Linked DNA regions of Homo sapiens: region 2 is linked to region 1. The links are chromatin contacts, found by Hi-C or POLR2A ChIA-PET in ENCODE. All regions are on one chromosome and are shown on one strand. Each heading gives the region's core, a stretch centred on a gene start or an enhancer-like site at or near the end of the contact. The rest is flanking DNA. Distances are from core to core; before and after follow the strand shown. Region 1 overlaps LOC105370504 (a long non-coding RNA gene). Region 2 has its middle 150 kb from the start of CDKN3.

Region 1 (4,813 bases), core at 1,685-4,184:
TGTTTATAATAACTTATAAGAATTATATTTCAAAACAGTTTAAAGCTGGCTATACACATTCATAAATATTTTGAGTAGCCAAAGTAAACTTTTGAGAAACCTCGCCACCACAGAATTCAATGTTTGTATTTTCTACGAATAAAACAGGAGCTTTTTGAAAGTAGCATTAATACTAAATTGACAGGGAGGTACCTGTTGCTCTAAATTTATCATCACCCAATCAGCATGGCCTATATCTGCCAAGCTGAGGAGTAAATCAGTTGTGTTTAGCTTCACTAATCACCTGATGATTATTCAGAATTATAAAAACAGAGCTTTTCAGTCCCAAAGGTAAAACTCTATTACGAACAATGGCTTTCAACTGTTCAACACTTAGTCAACAGTTCTCTTCCAGTCCTAAAAGAGTAACTTCATTAAAATGCAAGGAATCAGTGTGAACATACTTGAAATAATACTAATAAAGGAGCAGTTGGTATTGTACAGATAAGTCTGTTTCTATCTTCAAAGTTCTTTCAAAAGAGCTTTAGTCAGGTGTTACAGTAACTGGAATTAAATGGGTATCTATATACTATAGTCCCCCCATACTTGTCTTAATGTAGTTCCATTGACATCCTTTTGTGGGTCACTTGGAAAATAATGTACTCAAATTTCTATAGATAGAAACAACAAAATAAAAAGCCTACCCTTTGTTGAACTGTCACTCCTGTATTCTTAAGAAATCATGAGGTTAATGTACAGGGTGGGTGATAACCTTATGAAGCAGATGATCCAGCAAGAGGCATTTGTTGCTAGATGTATTTAAAAAAAAAAAAGTTTGGCTTTCTCTTTATGAGTTGTTAAGAGTGAAAAGCAAGAGTTTCTGTAAAAGTATTCACAACAGTCATGATTCTTCAGCTACGCCCAAGCCAAAGTAAAATAGCTCATTGGAATATTGTGATGAGCAAACTGAGGTTTTAAGAGTTGCTATTATTTTAGTCTCTGTCTGAAATGAAAGAGGAACCTGTCGGAAAGTGTAGGCTAATTTAGAAATAAGAACCCCTGTAGCCCTCTACCCTCCCATGCCACGAACCCCCTCCTACACAGATTCAGAAACTTCTGCAAACTATCAAAAGACCCTAAATGCCCGTTATAACGGGGTTTACACAAGCTCCCTCCTCACCTCCGTTTCCCTATCCTTTGCGGGAGCTTCCCCCAGGAGCTTTCTTCCACATCTGAATCTGCACCTGAGCCAATTCCAAATCTCAGACTGACTACCATGTCTGTCCACTTGGGTAATGGCCAAAATCAAGTTGACACCTATGAGAAAACTTATGCATGTCTGCATCTCCCCTTGCTCCCTTTCTCTTCCTTCTCTTCTTCAAAAATACCCATAATGTGACTCCTTCACATGGCTTTCCTGACTCTGTCAGTGATACCAACAATCTCCCCACCACCCAGATGATGGTCCTGGGGTTATGTTAGATTCCTCCTTCTCATTCATTCTGTTCATCTGCCTTTCACAGTCTTGTTTATGTTTCATGAAAATGTCTTTCAAATACAAGCTTCCTCTTCATTCCCACCTCCACCATCCTAGGAGAGCATCTATCACATCACACATGGGTTACAGTAGCTGCCAGGCAACATCCCTTATGACAAGTTCTCCTGTGCTCCAAACCTTTGTATAACTTGGCAAAATGCACGCTAAAAACTATTAACACATTGCTATTTTATCATAAGCCTTCAATGGTTACAAGCTGTCCACCTCATCCTTGTGTACTTGTAAAAGCATGAAGACCCTTCCCAGGTCAACTCAAAACTATTTCCTATATAAAGTTAATTACCTTCCTGTAACGCATATCCATTTGTTGTGCATGAAAAGAAAAAGTTAATTCTTTCTTCTACTAGGCAGTCCATCAGATGTTTGAAAACAGCTCTCATGCATCTGCTTAATATTCTTTCCTTCCATTTAATTCCTTCCCTTTCTCTTCAGATGACTTTGTTTTCAGATTCCTCATCATTGTTTAGACTTACTGCCATAGCCCCACCTAAAATATACAACACTCTTGAAATAAATAGGTAATTGTACTTTTTCCCACTTTCAAATTCCTTGGGCCAGGCATGGTGCTCACGCCTGTAATCCCAACACTTTGGGAGGCCAAGGCAGGTGGATCACTTGAGGTCAGAAGTTCGAGACCAGCCTGGCCAACATGGTGAAACCCCATCTCTACTAAAATACAAAAATTAGCAGGGTGTGATGGTGGGCGCCTGTAATCCCAGCTACTTGGGAGACTGAGTCAGGAGAATTGCTTGAACCCAGGAGGCAAAGATGCAGTGAGCCAAGATTGTGCCAGCGCACTTCAACCGGGACAACAGAGCAAGACTCCGTCTCCAAAAAAAAAAAAAATCAAATTCCTCCATGCCTACCCAGAGTAACAGGAAATCCCCCCATACATATTTTTAATGAATCAGTACTAGCCTGAATGTATTTGAAAGTTTAAGCTAATGTAAAAAAAAAATTTTTACATTGTACTTTTATCTTCAGCATGACACATCATTTATATTTAATAAATGTTTAGTCATTGGATAAAGGGGAAAACAAATATAGGCTCTTTGGATATAATATAACTTTGGTGGAAAACCAGGAGAGCTCACTTTACAAAGACATGTATCTTTAGCTCCCTGATATTGTTGAAAACAAAACCAAATTAAACAAAAAAAAACCTGTAGCTACCTTCAGACAAGAGCCTTTAAACATACTTGGCAGGAAACAGTCACTCCACTTTCATTCCTCCAACCCTCACATCAGTGACCTCCCTTGATCTCTGAGATGACAGTTTGCCAAGTTCCATGAAGATGGCATTCACAAATGACCCCATTAGACTTCCTAAAAACCTTAATTGCCCAATTCCTTTCACCCAGGTTTCTGAGGTTCAAGGAATGCTATCCTTCAGTTACTCTCTGGCATAGGTTCCAACTATTGTTATCTAATCCTTTCTGAATCCCTGAGAATGCAAAGAACTGAAGCTGACTTTGATTCTCTACCGAATTACAAAATACTTTACATACTTCTGTCACATAGTCATTCTCCTGTGTTTACTGTTCAACAGTGACATTCACTTTCATGTCTAAACATAGAAGGGAAGCACCATTGCAATAAATATAATCGTAAAGATTCAAAAGCTGATCCCCTTCAAAGGACCATGTTAAATATCTAAGAAAATTAATCACTTCCTGCTGTCCTAACCCCATATTTACACCTTATCTGAATGAACAGTATAGGCTAAGGGGCCAAGTGTCCACTCTGCATATGCATTTGAAAAATACCTTAGCTTTTTCTTGCATATCAAATCGACATTTATTTATTGAGTATCCACTATTTGGATCACACTATCTTGGAGCAAATCTATTGAAAAAAAAAGTAATTTCATTTAAACTTTAGCTTTTCTTTCAGGATATGTTGTGACCTTAAAGAAAAGTATTATGCTGTATACATGTAGATCTACTTTTCTGAAACCAAAACGGGTATATGATGTGGATGGCGAGAGGACGAGTTGCACCAGAAGAAGTAAAAATAGATTAATAAGTTAAAAAAAAAACTCCTATATTTATGTCATTCCAGAATCATATGCTTTAATTTTCTTGTCTAAAATTCTTAACAGCATTATATTGCAATCATTTGAATCAAGTTTCCCAATTCCATAAAAGTTTGCTGTATCAAGTGGAACAATTATGAATACTAATGTTTCCTTTATTTGTTTTCAGTGGCAAATGAAAGCACATGAAGGGCCATGGTGTTACATTATGCTCTCATCCCACCAACACCATCACCCCGCACAGCACACATGCATGCACACCCTCTCTCACAGTATTCAGAAGGTTGAGCACTCTTCTACTAGGAGAAAAACAGGATAAATGGAGGAAGCTTTACTCAGAGGCACACCCAAGAGAGAATAATCACCTTACAGACACATTAAGGGCTTCCAGCACCTCCAAGAGATTGAGACATTATTTTATAATGACAAATATGCAGCTAAATTACTCAAGTGATCTGTGGAATCAATCAATAACTTCATCCCTCAAAACATAGTTTTTGAAACCATATTCTATCACTTGAAGAAAAATTGGGCCAAAAAATTTCCAAGAATATTACATTTCTGAGTTCACAAGAATTATCTTGGAGGGGAGATGGATAAAAATAGGTTAAACTAAAACAGTATCTGTTGAAGAATAGGCTAATGACACTCTTTCATGATACGTATAGCATGTTTCAAAATTACTATGACCTATACTTCTCTGCATTTATGTTTTATTTCAATAAACATGTCCAAAACCATGTCATAGCAAGCTGATAATTTATCTAGGAAGTCTACTACTGGGGTCTCAGTATCACAGAGGAAACAGTATAGGGGAGAGCCAAAAAATAAAGAGGAGTCTGGCCAAGGAAAAAAGATAAACTGGATTTGGCAAGAGGAAGAGATTAAGATGTTGCTTCTTTGCCCTCCACAAATGCTGGGTCTGCAATGTGACCCTGGAAGATGAAATGAGATGGAGGCAAGAATATTATACATTTTTTTCTAGTTTGCTTTTTTTAAAAAAAAAGATATATAATAGTTGCATATATTTTGGAGGTACATATGATATTTTGATCCCTGTATACAATATACGCTGGGCTCAGTCAAGGAAAGCCAGCACCCAGCTAAGGATATGCCAGAGGCGAGAAAACATCCTATAAGGGTATGAGGTCCTGCACTGAATTGTAATCTTACCGGAATGGCATATCAGGATCCCAAATGTTTTGGAGTAGGTGACAGATGCAGTGAAACTCAAACACATC
Region 2 (4,813 bases), core at 622-3,121, 790 kb before region 1:
AGCAATGCCATTACATAAATCATCTCTATTTAGTCATCTGAAAGAGCAAAGAGGACTATTTTAACTTCAGCTCCTTTTAATTCTCCATACAATAGAGGTACTAAGGGTGTTAGCAGAGTGGCCAAAAGTCAGGGAGCTTGAGTGAGGAGGGGAAGAAGGAAAGGTCTTGGGCATCCCCTGACTTTGAGTCCTGGACCCTGGCCCTAAGAACAGCCACACAGGCCTTTCCCCACAGCCTTGTCAGCCAACATCCCCCCAAACTGTGTCCCACTTAAAATAATGAATCCCAGAATCCCTTATTGGATTCAGCCAATCCACATGGTGTGGTTCGGCTTTTAAGAAGAATAAATCAACATTTAAAGCCTGCCTGGATTTATTGTAAACAGTCTCTCTCCACTAAAAATGGCCCACAGTGTGATTTGGCCCCGTGCTAGGATGGTGGCTCCATTTTGGAGCCACATTTGCCTTTAAAATAACACAGCCGTGAGCAAATGCACCTCACTGTTGGCTGCATGCATGTTTTCTTAGGAACTTGAAAGGGCTTCTCTCTGAGTCACCTTAGCTGCTCTTCTGAGTCATTTCTAGGGTTGAGAAGGAGAATGACAGAGAAGGGAGCAATGAGGCTGGGTGAGCAGCAGCCTCACTGTTGTTCTTGCCTGCTGTGACCTGTGACATGTGCTCAGATCTCCTCTGGCCTCGAGGAAACCCCTGGAAGGCGGTCTTCCCATCTACCAGGAAGGAGTAGACAGATTTTTCTACCAGTGCAAAAGGGTGTTCAGTGTGTATTGCAGGTTGCCCTGTAGCCTTCCCAAGACCAACTTTCCAAGACTGCCAGGCTTGATCCCCTTTGAGGCTGGTCCCAGGTGGGGGTGGCCTTCACCTGCAGCACCCATATACTCTGTAGCCAGCACAGGGAGGCTGCCTAAATCTCCTTACTTACCTATGAGGTATGCATAGATCTGAGGCTTGAGTCATGGTGGAACTTGTGACCTATCCCTGATCCCACTCTTTGTTTGTGATCTGGAGGCCCTCTCACATCCCCAGTTTCTGATAGAGTCTTTGCCTCAGTATCTGACTACTGCTCAGGCATATTACAAAGACATTACCTACCTGGTGAGATTTCTTACTAGAAATATGTTTTTCCAGTTAATGGTTCCCTGGAATCCGAATAGGTATATTTTAACATTGGCTTCACTATTTGTTAGTTTGGTGAATTAGGGCAAATTAACTTAATGTTTTGAAACCTCAATTTCTACAACCATATAACAGAGATTGCAATAGTGGTAACTAACTTCATAGGGCTGATGTGAGAATTAAATGAGGTAGTCTCTGTAAAGTACTTATCAGGGTACCTAGAACCCATTGAGTATTTAGTAAATGTTCCTATTATTATATCTTCATGAATGTAGAAATTAAGATGCACTCTTGAGACTCCCAGGGCATGACTGGCCCATTGCAAAACATCATAGCTACCATGAACATCTGAGTCTTCATAAGTGGACCTGGCCTTAAGTCCTCCTGGCAGGTGTATCATGCTGATCTCATGGCTGGTCTGTTCAGGAAGTTCATTGCTGGCTAAGGGAAGAGCTCCCCTCCCAGAGGCACATGGGCATCCCCTGGAGAGAAGATTCCAAATTTTCCAGCCAGTCTTCAGTCAGCTCTTTGGACCCAGGATCTGAGGCTACAGCAGTATTCAGACTTCTTAAACTATTTGAATAGCTGCTTCCTTCTGCATCCTTGGACACATTAAAAGCAGTGTACACATAAGACTCTTTGGCTAGTGTTCCCAAGCTGAGTCAGATTCTGGGTTGAAGGTGAGACACAAAATAGCAAACAGAAGCAAGGCAGACAGGCACTCACACCTGGGTGCTAGGAATGAACAAAACAGATGCCCAGAAAGTCGGGAAGAATTTGTCTGTGAACACAGAGTCTTCTGGATTTACCATTTTGATTCCAGCAGCTCCTAGAAGACTTTCAAAGTGAAGGAGTGCCCCCTTAGGATTGCTGAAGTGACCAAGCACCTGTGTGGGGAGCCACACCCAGCCATTCCTAAGAGGACTCTGATTTATGGAGAGAGGGATTCAGAGCTCAGCTGCATTCTTGTGGCTGGGATCAAAAGGGCTTTCTCACTGACCACAGATCATATCCCGGCAATTCTCCCCAGACAGAACATTCCTGAGAATGAATGTGGTCTTGACCACAGCCCATGGGGTGGAGTAAAACTGGGAGGGTACATACCTGGGAGGATGGCATTTTTAATAGTCTAAAACAAAGGTTTATGTACCCCCAGACCAGATTTGGAGAACGTTGTACTCTCCCCTTCTTGCCTAGGCATAACCTGTTTAGTGGAAAATGAGCTAAACTGAATTTTCATCCTGACAGATTACTTTACTTCTTTGGGACTTAGTTTCTTTGTTGAAATGGGAATGTTTGATTCTAATCAGAGGGACCATTTTTAGGTGGTTTGCCACAGTCCTCACCTTTCCATATTGTCTCATATATGGCTTGCTTCACTCCTTTCCAGTACCTCTCTGACCCCATTAAGAATTTGAATTTGTAGCCTCTGGACTGGATAATCTGTAAGCCCTTTTCCCCTCACTTTCCAGCTGCAACATTCTTGAAAATCATAGTTATGAGTAGACTATTTAAAATAACTGTCTAGTTGAGATGTGTATGTGTCTTCTGGAACGAGGAATGGACACAGCTGGGACTGGGAGTGGGGTGCCTGCTGGTGGAGTCATGTCTGGCAATCCCAAAGCAGAAAAGAGTGCCAGCGTTAAGTGGGAAAACCTGCCTACGGGACTGACACATCCAAGATAATCCACTGTTTGCTTTTCCAGAGTATTCTCAAGAGTTGGCTTGCTCACTTGTTCCAGGGCAACTTGTCCCTGAAAGGGTCAGCAAAATTGTGCTTTCTCCTTTGACGGGGTGTGTGAGCCTGGCAGAGAGAAGAAAGGGATGAGGGATTCTGAACTTTCTTCTGCCAGCCAGCATCACTTATGTGAATTTCAGTTGTCTATGTCTGTAATAAGAAGGAAAAAAAATGCTCAGTATAATTGGATCTCCAAATCCAAATCCATTTTGGAAGATACTGTACCCAAAATGAGCTGGTATAAGGCAGAGGGGGCTGCCCAGGCCTCCCTTTGTTTTTCTTCCATTCCTGATGAAGTCACAGCCAAGAATTTTGTTTGATGAGGAAGTAAATTATATCATATGTGTAGGTCTTTAGAGATAGTACCAGCCATATTTGAAGGACTTTTAACACAAACATTAATATTTATATCTGGCCTGTGGGTTCTATTTGTGGCACAATAGCCTGAACTTAGATAAGAATCCTGTAGATAAGAAGAAAGTTTATGCTTTAGTTAATGAGAGATTTCTCGCCTGCCCTTCCTAATGGACTCAGCAGTTGGCAATTACGTCGTGCTGATAACTGGCCTCTCTCGGCTCCCCAAGCATGGAGCCAAGAGAAGGGGTATGGTGGAGGGGGCTGATAGACAGGGAAGAGTCCTGTAGAGTAAAGAGAATATTATATGATAAATGGCTCCTAGCTCACAGAGTGGTATCCAAAACTCAAGAAAAAGAATATTCTGAATACTGAACCATTAACTGAGGGACAAGATCTCACTCACAAGCTGTGGACACTGGAAAAAAGAACAATGTATGGCTCTGTATCATCCACCATTTTCTTACATGTGTAAGTACATTTTTTTTAAACAGCTTTCTTCCTGCACAGAGCTCATTAAATTAAGGAAAGTAGGCTACTCATTTGGGGAGCGGACTCTGACAAGTACCGAGAGAGGTGTAGCCTCCTTGAAAGTTCTAGAAATCTTGTGGATTAGAAAAAACTCTTTCAAAGCAGGCCTTGATGGTTGCTCATAATACAGTGGAGTGTCTATAATATTACTGGGGCTTAGAGAGACCCTGAATATACAGGAATCTTTTACCTTCTTAATAAAAATACCTTTTAAAAAATAAAGTGGTTATGTTAACTTTTAGGGATATGGATTAGTCACTTGACTAATTATATACTGAGTTTATCAATGTAGTTGCAAATATTCAAAATTGTCTTCAATATAAAATGTTTTTAATTTAGAAATACTGCATTGTTCACTCTCATAGTTTAAGAAACTAGATATTTTATTAAAACTCTTCACCCCTATCTGTGACATATAGGCCTTCTTTCTAGCCCTGTAACACAATTTATCAGAACACATGGTCCTCACCTCTGTCTGTTTCAGAGATAGAGTGTTTGAATCTGTGTATGCCAAGCCACAGTTTGCCATTTATATAACATTGGGGAATTATTTTGTTTTTCATTTATTTTCTACATGTATAGTTGTGATCTGCACAAATGTAACCTTTACTCTACGACTTCTTAAAATGTTTTTTTAAAAGTTCCTTTGAAATGACACATAATATTTGCAATTAATCTGGGTGAAATTTCTTTGTCTCTCCAACTTTTTAAAAAGACCAGTTCTATCAGGTGACTTCTATAAGTATTCTAAATTAGTTTGATTGTGTTCTTTTAGTCTAATTATTTAATTTTTGATTAAATAATGTAATTGAGAGTATATCCCATAATATAAAGTATACATAAAGATGGAAATATAAGATTACATCCTTAACAGTTAACTTTGGGTTTTAAAAACAGGTGCCTTATATTTGGGTATCTATATAGTATATATTTTAACATATTTTCATTTTTTATTGAGTTGGTTGATGTGGCACTTTGCTGCAATTTGGACACAAATCATGAGATTAATTATTTACTAAGATCCACAAATATAAGTGATATGAATGTACACACAAA

What was found. A loop is a pair of places that touch in the nucleus more often than their neighbours do. ChIA-PET counts read pairs that join two places held with the same protein, here RNA polymerase II (POLR2A).
Region 2: a map of PC-9 shows a loop between it and region 1 (4-fold over the local background). The contact joins two enhancer-like sites. A Hi-C loop is called at or near these places in 1 of 168 maps with a recorded cell type or tissue (PC-9). POLR2A ChIA-PET finds 5 or more read pairs at or near these places in 1 of 52 experiments (PC-9).

What each region holds. Positions count from the first base shown.
Region 1 is chr14:53,456,717-53,461,529 of GRCh38, reverse strand. The region is part of intron 2 of LOC105370504 (a long non-coding RNA gene); the gene reads right to left. Among named protein-coding and RNA genes, the nearest start is that of DDHD1-DT, 310 kb to the right of the region's middle. RefSeq lists an enhancer at 2,384-3,583. Within about 2 kb of position 2,934, at least 2 of the 41 ENCODE cell types and tissues checked have a DNase peak (open chromatin) inside an H3K27ac peak, as active enhancers do; they include PC-9, where a contact is called at or near this core.
Region 2 is chr14:54,249,514-54,254,326 of GRCh38, reverse strand. No RefSeq gene overlaps it. Among named protein-coding and RNA genes, the nearest start is that of CDKN3, 150 kb to the left of the region's middle. RefSeq lists an enhancer at 1,548-2,747. Within about 2 kb of position 1,871, at least 5 of the 41 ENCODE cell types and tissues checked have a DNase peak (open chromatin) inside an H3K27ac peak, as active enhancers do; they include PC-9, where a contact is called at or near this core.